Linked DNA regions of Homo sapiens: region 1 is linked to region 2. A link is a contact called in ENCODE Hi-C or POLR2A ChIA-PET data. All regions are on one chromosome and are shown on one strand. Each heading gives the region's core, a stretch centred on a gene start or an enhancer-like site at or near the end of the contact. The rest is flanking DNA. Distances are from core to core; before and after follow the strand shown.

Region 1 (4,821 bases), core at 718-3,217, 330 kb before region 2:
TTGCAGTGAGCTGAGATCGCGCCATTGCACTCCAGTCTGGGCAACAAGAGTGAGACTCCGTCTCAAAAAAAAAAAAATGCTGTCTTAAAGCCCTAGACTCAAATTCTTTAGGGATGTCCTGGGGCTGAACTGACATTTTTACCTTTGACTGGTGATTTTGATTCTGGTGGTACTGGGATGTCGCTTTGAAAAACACTAACAGGCCGGGAGCGGTGGCTAACGCCTGTAATCCCAACACTTTGAGAGGCCGAGAGGAGTGGATCACTTGGGCCCAGGAGTTCCAAACCAGCCTGGGCAACATAGTGAGACCCCATCTCTATAAAAAATACAAAAATTAGCCCAGCGTGGTGTTGTACGTCTGTAGTCCCAGCTACTCAGAAGGCAGGGGTGGGAAAATGGCTTGAACCTAGAAGGATGAGGCCACAGTGAGCCGTGATTGCGCGGAACTCCAGCCTGAGCGACAGAGCAAGACCCTCTTCTATAAATAATAAAATAAGATTCTGGCTATTCTCTTTAAGGTTCCTTCTAGCCCAAAACTGTTTCCTTGGTTGCTTAGTTGGGTCCCACACTGTTCCTTGCCTGAGATTTGTCCAGTTTCATTTCTTCTCCCACTCAAGGCCCAATTGTAGAACACAGGTGAAGTAATTTGGGTTAATCATATTAATAGCAACTTCAAGGCCCCTCATGACTCAAAAATTACTGATAAAACCAAACTTTTCATGGTGTCCTGTATAAAACATACTGTTTCTGGACTTTAAGACTTTGTTCCTACTGTCCCTTGTCTCCCCCGCAGTTATAAAGTCCTTTCTACTGTGAAATGTGTCCTGACTTTCCAATTAGCCAATATTATATATATTTTTTAACACGACTCAGCTTGTAAATTGGAGCTGCTTCTGTTATTATCCTGTAAGTCCTTAAAGAGTTCTTAAATAGGCCGGGTGCGGTGGCTCACCTCTGTAATCCCAGCACTTTGGGGAGGCCGAGGTAGGTGGATCATCTGAGGTCAGGAGTTCAAGACCAGCCTGGGCAACATGGCGAAACCCTGCCTCTACTAAAAATACAAAAATTAGCCGGGAGTGGTGGCCCACGCCAACACTCAGCACTGTGGGAGGCCGGAGTGGGCGGATCACTTAAGCCTGGCCAACATGGTGAAACCTCGTCTCTACTAAAAATACAAAAATCAGCAGGGAGTGGTGGCAGGCGCCTGTAATCCCAGCTAATCAGAAGGCTGAGGCACGAGAATTGCTTAAACCCGGGAGGTGGAGACTGCAGTGAGCTGAGATCGAGCCACTGCACTCCAGCCTGGGTGACAGAAAAAGACAGTCTCAAAAGAATAATAATTACTTAGATATTTAAATACAAACATTTTCTAGCCAGGAATGTATTTTAATAGGTAGTTTCCAGAAACTGGAAAAACCTGAAAGCCTAAAAAAGTGGAGTTTTGGGATTTCAGGTGGGCAATGTCCCAGGCACCTCGGGAGTTTTTTTTTTTTTTTTTTCGGTCACTGGCCTAAATCAGCACCACCTGCCCTGTGAAACCAAATACCGCACCACAGCCCACCCTGGCCTTATGAACTAAGCTAATCGGATACTACTGGCAAGATTTTTATTCCATCAAACTCTACTTCTTCTGAGCTTTCAACAAGCCATTCAAACAGTAACTCACTGTCGCCTGAGTTTCTTATTCACTATACCGTTCTTGGCTTCAAACCAAGCTAACACGTAAAATCTTTCATTCGAACCTTCCTCACCGCAGAGTCCTAACAGCAAAGCCCAAAGGAAGCAAAATTTCCCGCCAAAAGCTGCTTCCAAATTCTGCGACGTAGAGGACATGCGGGCAGCCAATGAGCATGCGCAGAAACCGACTCGACTTCCTAGCTGTGGGCGCCCAAACGTCGTCCACCATCCCACAATCCTCTCGTCACGTATTTCCGGTTTATCTAGCTCAGCCGTAAGTAGTTTCTCTATCAGTCGCGCAGCTGTGTTCGCGGACTCAGGTGGAAGGAATTTCTTCTCTTCGTTGACGTTGCTGGTGTTCACTGTTTGGAATTAGTCAAGTTTCGGGAATCACCGTCGCTGCCATCAACATGTCGGTCCCAAGCGCTCTCATGAAGCAACCGCCCATTCAGTCTACGGCTGGGGCCGTCCCAGTTCGCAATGAGAAAGGTACGGTGCTAACACCCTCTTCCCAGTCGAATTTTAACCCCTTCCGGCCCCAGCAACCTCCAGACCTCTCCCGGACAGACCACTCCAACCCCGCCAGCTCTTGAGATCTGGCTGCCAGATTCTTCGATCTTTCCACCCCCACCCACTTGCATCCGATCTTGTTCCTGTGGCCTGCTCTCGTATTCAGCAAGCACCTCTCTTCTGTTAGCCTCCACAAATTCCTTAGACTAATGTTACATATATATAATATATATTACACATATAAAAACATTAGGAACTTAAGTATATATCAGAATATATATGTCTAATATATATATGCTAGAATATATGTATTAGTCTAATATATATTATGATTAGAATATAATATCACTAATTACATATAATTACAAGAATTTATGTATTATTAGTGTAATTACTTAGGAACTTAAGTATATTATTAATCTAATAATTAGGAACTTAAGTATATATCAGAATATGTATATAATATCAGACTAGATAGATAGATAGAGAATGCCTGTTGGCAGGGCATTGTGCGGGATACAGTCCCTCTTTTGCTGTCCATAGAAGTCTGCTTATGCTGCCCAGGCTGGACTCGAATTCCTGGGGCTCAGGCTGTCCTCCTGCCTCAGCCTCCCGAGTAGATGCCGCCGTATCTAGTCTCAACATGGCTTTTGAGAATTATCTTTGGATCCCTATACATCTAATTCATTCATCTTAACAGCTTATGAATTCCATTGTATAAAATAAACTGTAATCCACACTTTATTCCCTACTGAGAGGCAGGTGGTTGTCCCCTTGTTCAAAAAAGTGCTGCGGCCAGGCACGGTGTCTTATGCCCATAAACCCAGCACTTTGGGAGGCTGAGGCGGGCTGAACACCTGAGGTCAGGAGTTCAAGACAGCCTGGCGATCATGGCGAAACCCCGTCTCTACTAAAAATACAAAAAATTAGCCATGCATGGTGGTGGGTACCTGTAATCCCAGCTACTTGGGAATCTGAGGCAGGAGAATTGCTTGAACCCGGGAGGTGGAGGTCGCAGTGAGCAGAGATCGCACCATTGCACTCCAGCCTGGGCCACAGTGTGAGACACTCTCTCAAAAAAAAAAAAAGAAAGTTCTGCAATTGTCATTCTCTAGCCAATACTAGCTTTATTTAGTACCTGTTGCCAATTGCTCCCCAAAGTAAGTTATAAGAACATAAGAATTTGTGGAGCACAGTGGCTTACACCTGTAATCTCAGCACTTCGGGAGGCTGAGGCAGGAGGATCGCTTGAGGCCAGGAGTTCAAGACCAGCTTGGGCAACATAGCGAGACCACCCCCCACCCCCGCCAATCTCTGCAAAAATAAAAATTAGGGCCCGGCGCGGTGGCTCACGCCTGTAATCCCAGCACTTTGGGAGGCTGAGGCTGGTGGATCACCTGAGGTCAAGAGTTCGAGACCAACCTGGCCAACGTGGTGAAACCGTCTCTACTAAAAATACAAAAATTAGCCAGGTGTGGTGGCAGGCGCCTGTAATCCCAGCTACTCGGTAGGCTGAGGCAGGAGAATCACTTGAACTCAGGGGGCAGAGGTTGCAGTGAGCCGAGATCGCACCATTGCACTCCAGCCTGGGGGACAAGAGCAAGACTTCGTCTCAAAAATAATAATAATAATAATAATTAAAAATTAGCGGGATGTAGTGATGTGCTCCTGCTACTTGGGGGAAGCCAAAGCAGGAGGATCACTTATGCTCGAAAGTTCAAAGATGCAATGAGCTATGATTGTGCCATTACACTCCAACCTAAGCAACAGATCAAGACCCTGTCTGTTAAAACAAAGGCTGGGCGTGATGCCTCAGGCCTGTAATCCCAGCACTTTGGGAGGCCGAGATGGGTGGATCACCTGAGGTCAGGAGTTTGAGACCAGCCTGGCCAACATGGTGAAACCCCGTCTCTACTAAAAATACAAAAATTAGCCGGGTGTGATGGCGCACGCCTGTAATCCCAGCTGTTTGGAAGGCTGAGGCAGGAGAATCACTTGAACCCGGCAGGTGGAGGTTTCATGGAGCCAAGATCATGCCACTGCACTCCAGCCTGGCCAACAGAGCAAGACTCTGTCTCAAAGAAAAAAAAGAAAACAAACTTTGAGAACCTAAGAGCTTTATTTCCCATATATTCATCATCTACACACTTGGTTGTATCAGATTTTTACATTTTTTGCCCAATCTAACAGGTGTGAAATGGTATCTCATTATTCTAATTTGCATTCCCCTGATTACTAGTGATGCTGGGCTTTTTTTTTTTTTTTTTTTGAGAAAGAGTTTCACTCTTGTTGACCAAGCTGGAGTGCAATGGCTCCATCTCGGCTCACCATAGAGCTACTGCGTCCGGCCGATGCTGGGCATCTTGTTCATGTGTCTAATAAGCTCTCTAGATTTTCTTTTCCATGAATTACCTGTTTCTGTCAGTTACCCACTTTCTGTTTGCTTTGTTTTTATATATTCCAAATCTATAGTATACGTTTCCCCATTTTTTGGCTTGTCTTTTAATTATGGAGTCTTCTCTTACACACGTTTCTAGTTTTAGTATTATCAGATTTATCAACTTTATCTTGTATGGTTTTAGCTTTTTTTTGTATATCGTTTAAGAAATAATCCTTCCCTGCACTGAGATCACA
Region 2 (5,049 bases), core at 2,101-4,600:
AAGGTTGGTGGAATACCTGTGAGGGAAGAATAAGCTGGGCTAGGGTTCTTTTGCTTAAGAAGTCTTTGAGGAGGCTTCAGAAAAATACTCACAAACTAAGTCATATAGTATTTAGATTTGTTGTTTGATGGTTTGAAATTTATTATATAATTATAGGACCAAATGAGATGATCCCAACTTAATGACATCTATCTAGGTTTTAAAGATAGCAGTTAAAGACAATATGAGAGGAAATGGCTTTAAATTCTATAATAAAGGATTTAGGTTAGAAGATTAGAAGATTAATATTAGAAGAAAAATTTCTGACAATGAGGTTTGTTAAACTTTAAAGCAAGTTAACCTAAGATCTGATGAGCCTTCTCTGGGAGGGCTTTAGAGGTAAGTTAGATTTCTCTGTCTAAGGTGGTTTAGGAAAAGATGTTACCTGTAGACAGGTAGATGTGCTGTTGGTCCTTTGCAGTCTAGGAGTCAATAAAGGCCTTTGGCTCATCTAGCTGCAACCATTCTGCCTGTAGTTTATTTTTCTGGATAATTTAATGATTAATTTAATTGCCACACTGCCTAACAAGGAATTAATAGTTTTTCTTAACAGTTTTTTTTAAGATTCTTGTTTAGTAATGCAAATGGCTCACTCATTTATTTATCTATTTTTAGTCAGGCTGAGGTTTTTAGGCTTTTTTTTTTTTTTTGAGACGGGGTCTCACTCTGTCACCCAGGCTGGAGTGCAGTGGCGCGATCTCTGCTGACTGCAAGCTCCGCCTCCCGGGTTCACGCCATTCTCCTGCCTCAGCCTCCCAAGTAGCTGGGACTACAGGCGCCTGCCCGCGCACCCGGCTAATTTTTTGTATTTTTAGTAGAGACCGTGTTTCACCGTGTTAGCCAGGATGGTCTCGATCTCCTGACCTCGTGATCTGCCCGACTTGGCCTCCCAGAGTGCTGGGATTACAGGCGTGAGCTACCGCACCTGGCTTTTGTGTGTGTGTGTGTGTGTGTGTGTGTGTGTGTGTGTGACGGAGTCTCACTCTGCTGCCCACGCTGGAGTGCAGTGGCACGATCTCGGCTCACTGTAACCTACGCCTCCAGGGTTCAAGCAATTCTCCTGCCTCAGCCTCCTGAGTAGCTGGGACTACAGGCGCCCACCACCATGCCCAGCTGATTTTTTGTATTTTTAGTAGAGGCGGGGTTTCACTATCTTAGCCAGGATGGTCTCGATCTCCTGACCTCATGATCCGCCCGCCTCGTCCTCCCAAAGTGCTGGGATTACAGGTGTGAGCCACTGCGCCTGGCGGTTTTTAGGTTTTTATTGTTGTTGTTTCAGACAGGGTCTCACTCTCTTGCCCAGGCTGGAGCACAGTGTTGCAATCTTGGCTCATTGCAACCTGTGCCTCCTAGTTCAGGAGATGCTCTCACCTCAGCCTCCTGAGTAGCTGGGACTACAGGCACATGCCACCACACCCAGCTAATTTTTTTCGTATATTTTTTAGAGATGGGCTTTTGCCATGTTGCCCAGGCTGGTCTCAAATTCCTGGGCTCAAGTAATCCACCTGCCTCTGCCTCCCAAAGTGCTGGGATTACAGGTGTAAGCCACTGCGCCCAGCCATTTTATGTTTCGACAAACACACTTGTCAAGTAATCAAACAGATCTGTTTATTTGTGCCTCACTTGGGGAGGAAGCAGAAGCAGGCTGGAGAAGAAAAGCAAAAAAATGGTAACTTTTGGGGGATTTTTATGGGACTCAAGGTCATGATTTACTCATAACAGGACCTGGTTGGTTGTGCCCTCTCAAATAGAGCAGATGAACTCACTTTGTCCAGCTAGTGTAGTTAGTATTGCTCTAACCTGGTCTTTAAGTATTAGATTTGTTTAGTCACTGGTGTTCTGCAGCTTTAGGAGTGGAGTATGAAAAGAGTCAATTATAAATGATTTTAAGATTAAGAAGTGAGATGCATCTCTGTGTGGTCCATTTCATTTTAGCTCCACTAATAAAACATACTGGCGACCATAATTATATTCCAGTTATAGCAGTAATAGATTCTAGATTTTTCAGGACAGTTTCAAGGAGTCAGTCCTTTTGTTCCCATAAGTAACGTGTATTCAGACAACATGCTTTGAATTTGGTTTGGAAAATAGGATCACTGTAATTTATAGCAGCAGTGAGAAGACTGGTAGGAAGCTCCACTTCAGCTTTGCCTATATCACGTGCTGAATTGGGCATTTACAGAAATGGAGAATCATGGTTGGGCTGTGCCGAAATAAATCTGAGCCTGGGGTAGAAAGAGAAAACTGCCTCATATTGAATGCCTACTATGTATATGTTTGGCACTGTGCTAGGTGCTTTCCCTATTGACAGCTGCTCTGGCTAGAATTCTATCCTGGATCCAACTGCCACTTAAATAATATACCCCCACCCCTCAACAACAACAACAACAAAACAAACACATATGCCACATGGGGCTTAGTTCATTAAGACTCGTCACAGCTGCCACACCCTCTTTAAGACCCTGGCACCATAATTAGGATAATAGAATCTCTGGGTTTGGAAGTATCTTTGAGGTCATCTAGTTAGAAGGGGTGGCAGCTGTTCTCTTTACCATGGAGTTTGAGAATGACAGTGCTCAATTCTCTCAATGGGAGGTGCAAAATATGTCTGGGGCTGTAGTCTCTGCAGGCAATCCCATAAAAGATAAGGCAACGATAAACAAGTGTGAAGCTTGAAATACGTCCTAGGCGGAAAAGGGCAATGGGAAGAAATATGGCTTACTGGAGCCCTTATACAATGTAAAAACAAACAAATACTAAAAACGCCCTGGCAGAGATGTAATGTCAGGCCCTTGGATTCAGGGTAGAGGCCCACAAAAGGGATCCTGATTGACACAGGTTAACCCTGTGTCAAAGAAGAAAGAGTCTCTTCTGTTGGGTTCACCAGCTCTGAAGTACCTAGCCATCCTCAAGCCGCTTCTTCTTTGCCCTGTTATGAGAAAGCTGGGAAACTCTCTCCTTTTCCAGGAAAGAGGGTGAGGGACGGGGATTAAGGGGCGTGAACGAGAAAAAGCAGGTAGAGGTACTGAAATGTCTGAGTAGTGGTAAATGCAATCGTCCTGGAAGCAGGGGAAGGTATTTCACGCCCTCTCAAGGTCCCTTCGGTTCAAGGATACCGTCATTCTCCGGCTCTACTAAAGGGGAGGGCCTGCAACGTCCATGCTGCCATGGAAACGCGCCGCCGTGTTCCTTTTTCTTACGTGGGGCAGGGCACTCTGCCGCAGCTACCTATCATCCACGGGATTTCTTGAGTGGCGGGCGGCGGCAGCGAATGGACGATCCGATATTGTGTGACGTGACGGGAAAGGGGGAGTTCGCGGCCGGTGGCGGCGGTGGCGACAGCGGCGACCTAGGGATCGATCTGGAGGGACTTGGGGAGCGTGCAGAGACCTCTAGCTCGAGCGCGAGGGACCTCCCGCCGGGATGCCTGGTACTGTTTGGAGAGAAATGGGAGTGCAGTGGGCTCTGAAGGCCTGGATTTCGGGTCTGAAGGGATGGCTGACCGGAGGGGGCGGGGTGGCAAGCATGGCGGCGGTGACGGGGAAGGGGTTGGAGGGCCCTAAGGAGGGGGTGGGGAAACGTTAGCTAAGAAGGCTTGGTGGTCGTGAGGAAAGCTGAAAGGCTGTGGGGCCTCTGGCGAACAGATTTTAGAAAACATTCTTTTGGGGGGAGGTAGAGGCGCCAGAAGGACGTGGCGGGGGGGATGGAAAAAGGGGCGGGGAGAGAAGAGGTTAGGAAGGAGGGGAAAGGGTGTCTACGAGAAGGTGATGAAAAATAGGGAGGGATAGTCAGGCTTATTGTAAATAACGAGGAATGGTGACTTGGTAGGCATGATAGGAAAGTGCTTGCAGCAATTATAAATATAATATTCTAATTGGAGGAGTCCTGAAGTGGTCCCGTTTCCCAGCTCTTGTACTTCCGCCCCATTATTTAGGTTTAGACTGCGTGAGCAAGGCTAGTAGGTTACACGGAACTGATCTTTTGTTATTCCATTCCAGGGGAGCAGATGGACCCTACTGGAAGTCAGTTGGATTCAGATTTCTCTCAGCAAGATACTCCTTGCCTGATAATTGAAGATTCTCAGCCTGAAAGCCAGGTTCTAGAGGATGATTCTGGTTCTCACTTCAGTATGCTATCTCGACACCTTCCTAATCTCCAGACGCACAAAGAAAATCCTGTGTTGGTGAGTGATACCTTGTTTGAAGAAGATTGAGCAGATTTTTTTTTTTAAACCGAAAACCAGCAAACATAAGTATTTAGAAGATCATTACCTTCTCAATAAAGTTGATTGGAAAAATTGTTCACAAATAGTAGGTTTCATTTTGAACTATTTCATATATAATGGGGATATTTTGTATGTGTATTTTCTAGGATGTTGTGTCCAATCCTGAACAAACAGCTGGAGAAGAACGAGGAGACGGTAATAGTGGGTTCAATGAACATTTGAAAGAAAACAAGGTTGCAGGTGAGGTGTTTAAAGCTATCTGTCCCCTTTGCATTTTTTGGGTGCTCTTGTTGGTGCTGGGTGGATTTAAACTTTATGTGGTTGTGTCGAATGTATGTAAGGAAGCCTACTGTGGTATCTGCGTAGTAGTCACTCAAAAGTTGATGTGCTAGTGTCACTGATTAGATTGGTATTGTCTGTATTCCTGATTTTGTATTAAGGTTTGTTGGTAAATGTCTTTCATGCTAATATCCAGTTATTTTTTTCAGACCCTGTGGATTCTTCTAACTTGGACACATGTGGTTCCATCAGTCAGGTCATTGAGCAGTTACCTCAGCCAAACAGGACAAGCAGGTATACAGTGTTTGAAGGGGTTTATTTAAATGTATTATCAGATTTGTTCTTTTATCTGTACCTGTTGCCTCATCCCAAGGATAAAAGGATTAATCTCTTTCTTGTGGATTAGGAAATGGGACTTGAGGGTTGTATTAGATAGTATTGTAATAGTACTGATAGCTGGAAACTGTTTTGTGAAGGTAATAATTTTTATACCTACATTATTCAAA

The links. Hi-C counts contacts between places; a loop is a spot of excess contacts on that map. ChIA-PET counts read pairs that join two places held with the same protein, here RNA polymerase II (POLR2A). Pooled maps may share reads with other maps.
Region 1: a pooled map shows a loop between it and region 2 (5-fold over the local background). The contact joins the promoter of MFAP1 here to the promoter of TP53BP1 in region 2. A Hi-C loop is called at or near these places in 8 of 50 pooled maps. POLR2A ChIA-PET finds 5 or more read pairs at or near these places in 3 of 52 experiments (H1, T-cell and WTC11).

Annotation. Positions count from the first base shown.
Region 1 is chr15:43,821,836-43,826,656 of GRCh38, reverse strand. MFAP1 (microfibril associated protein 1) reads left to right here and starts at 1,967. Exons shown (of 9, transcript NM_005926.3): 1 at 1,967-2,166. The coding sequence starts at 2,088. RefSeq lists enhancers at 1,520-2,151, 1,904-2,163.
Region 2 is chr15:43,491,457-43,496,505 of GRCh38, reverse strand. It overlaps TP53BP1 (tumor protein p53 binding protein 1), which reads left to right and starts at 3,350. Exons shown (of 28, transcript NM_001141980.3): 1 at 3,350-3,469; 2 at 4,038-4,222; 3 at 4,411-4,504; 4 at 4,753-4,837. The coding sequence starts at 3,463. RefSeq lists enhancers at 912-1,412, 2,909-3,615, 3,616-4,324.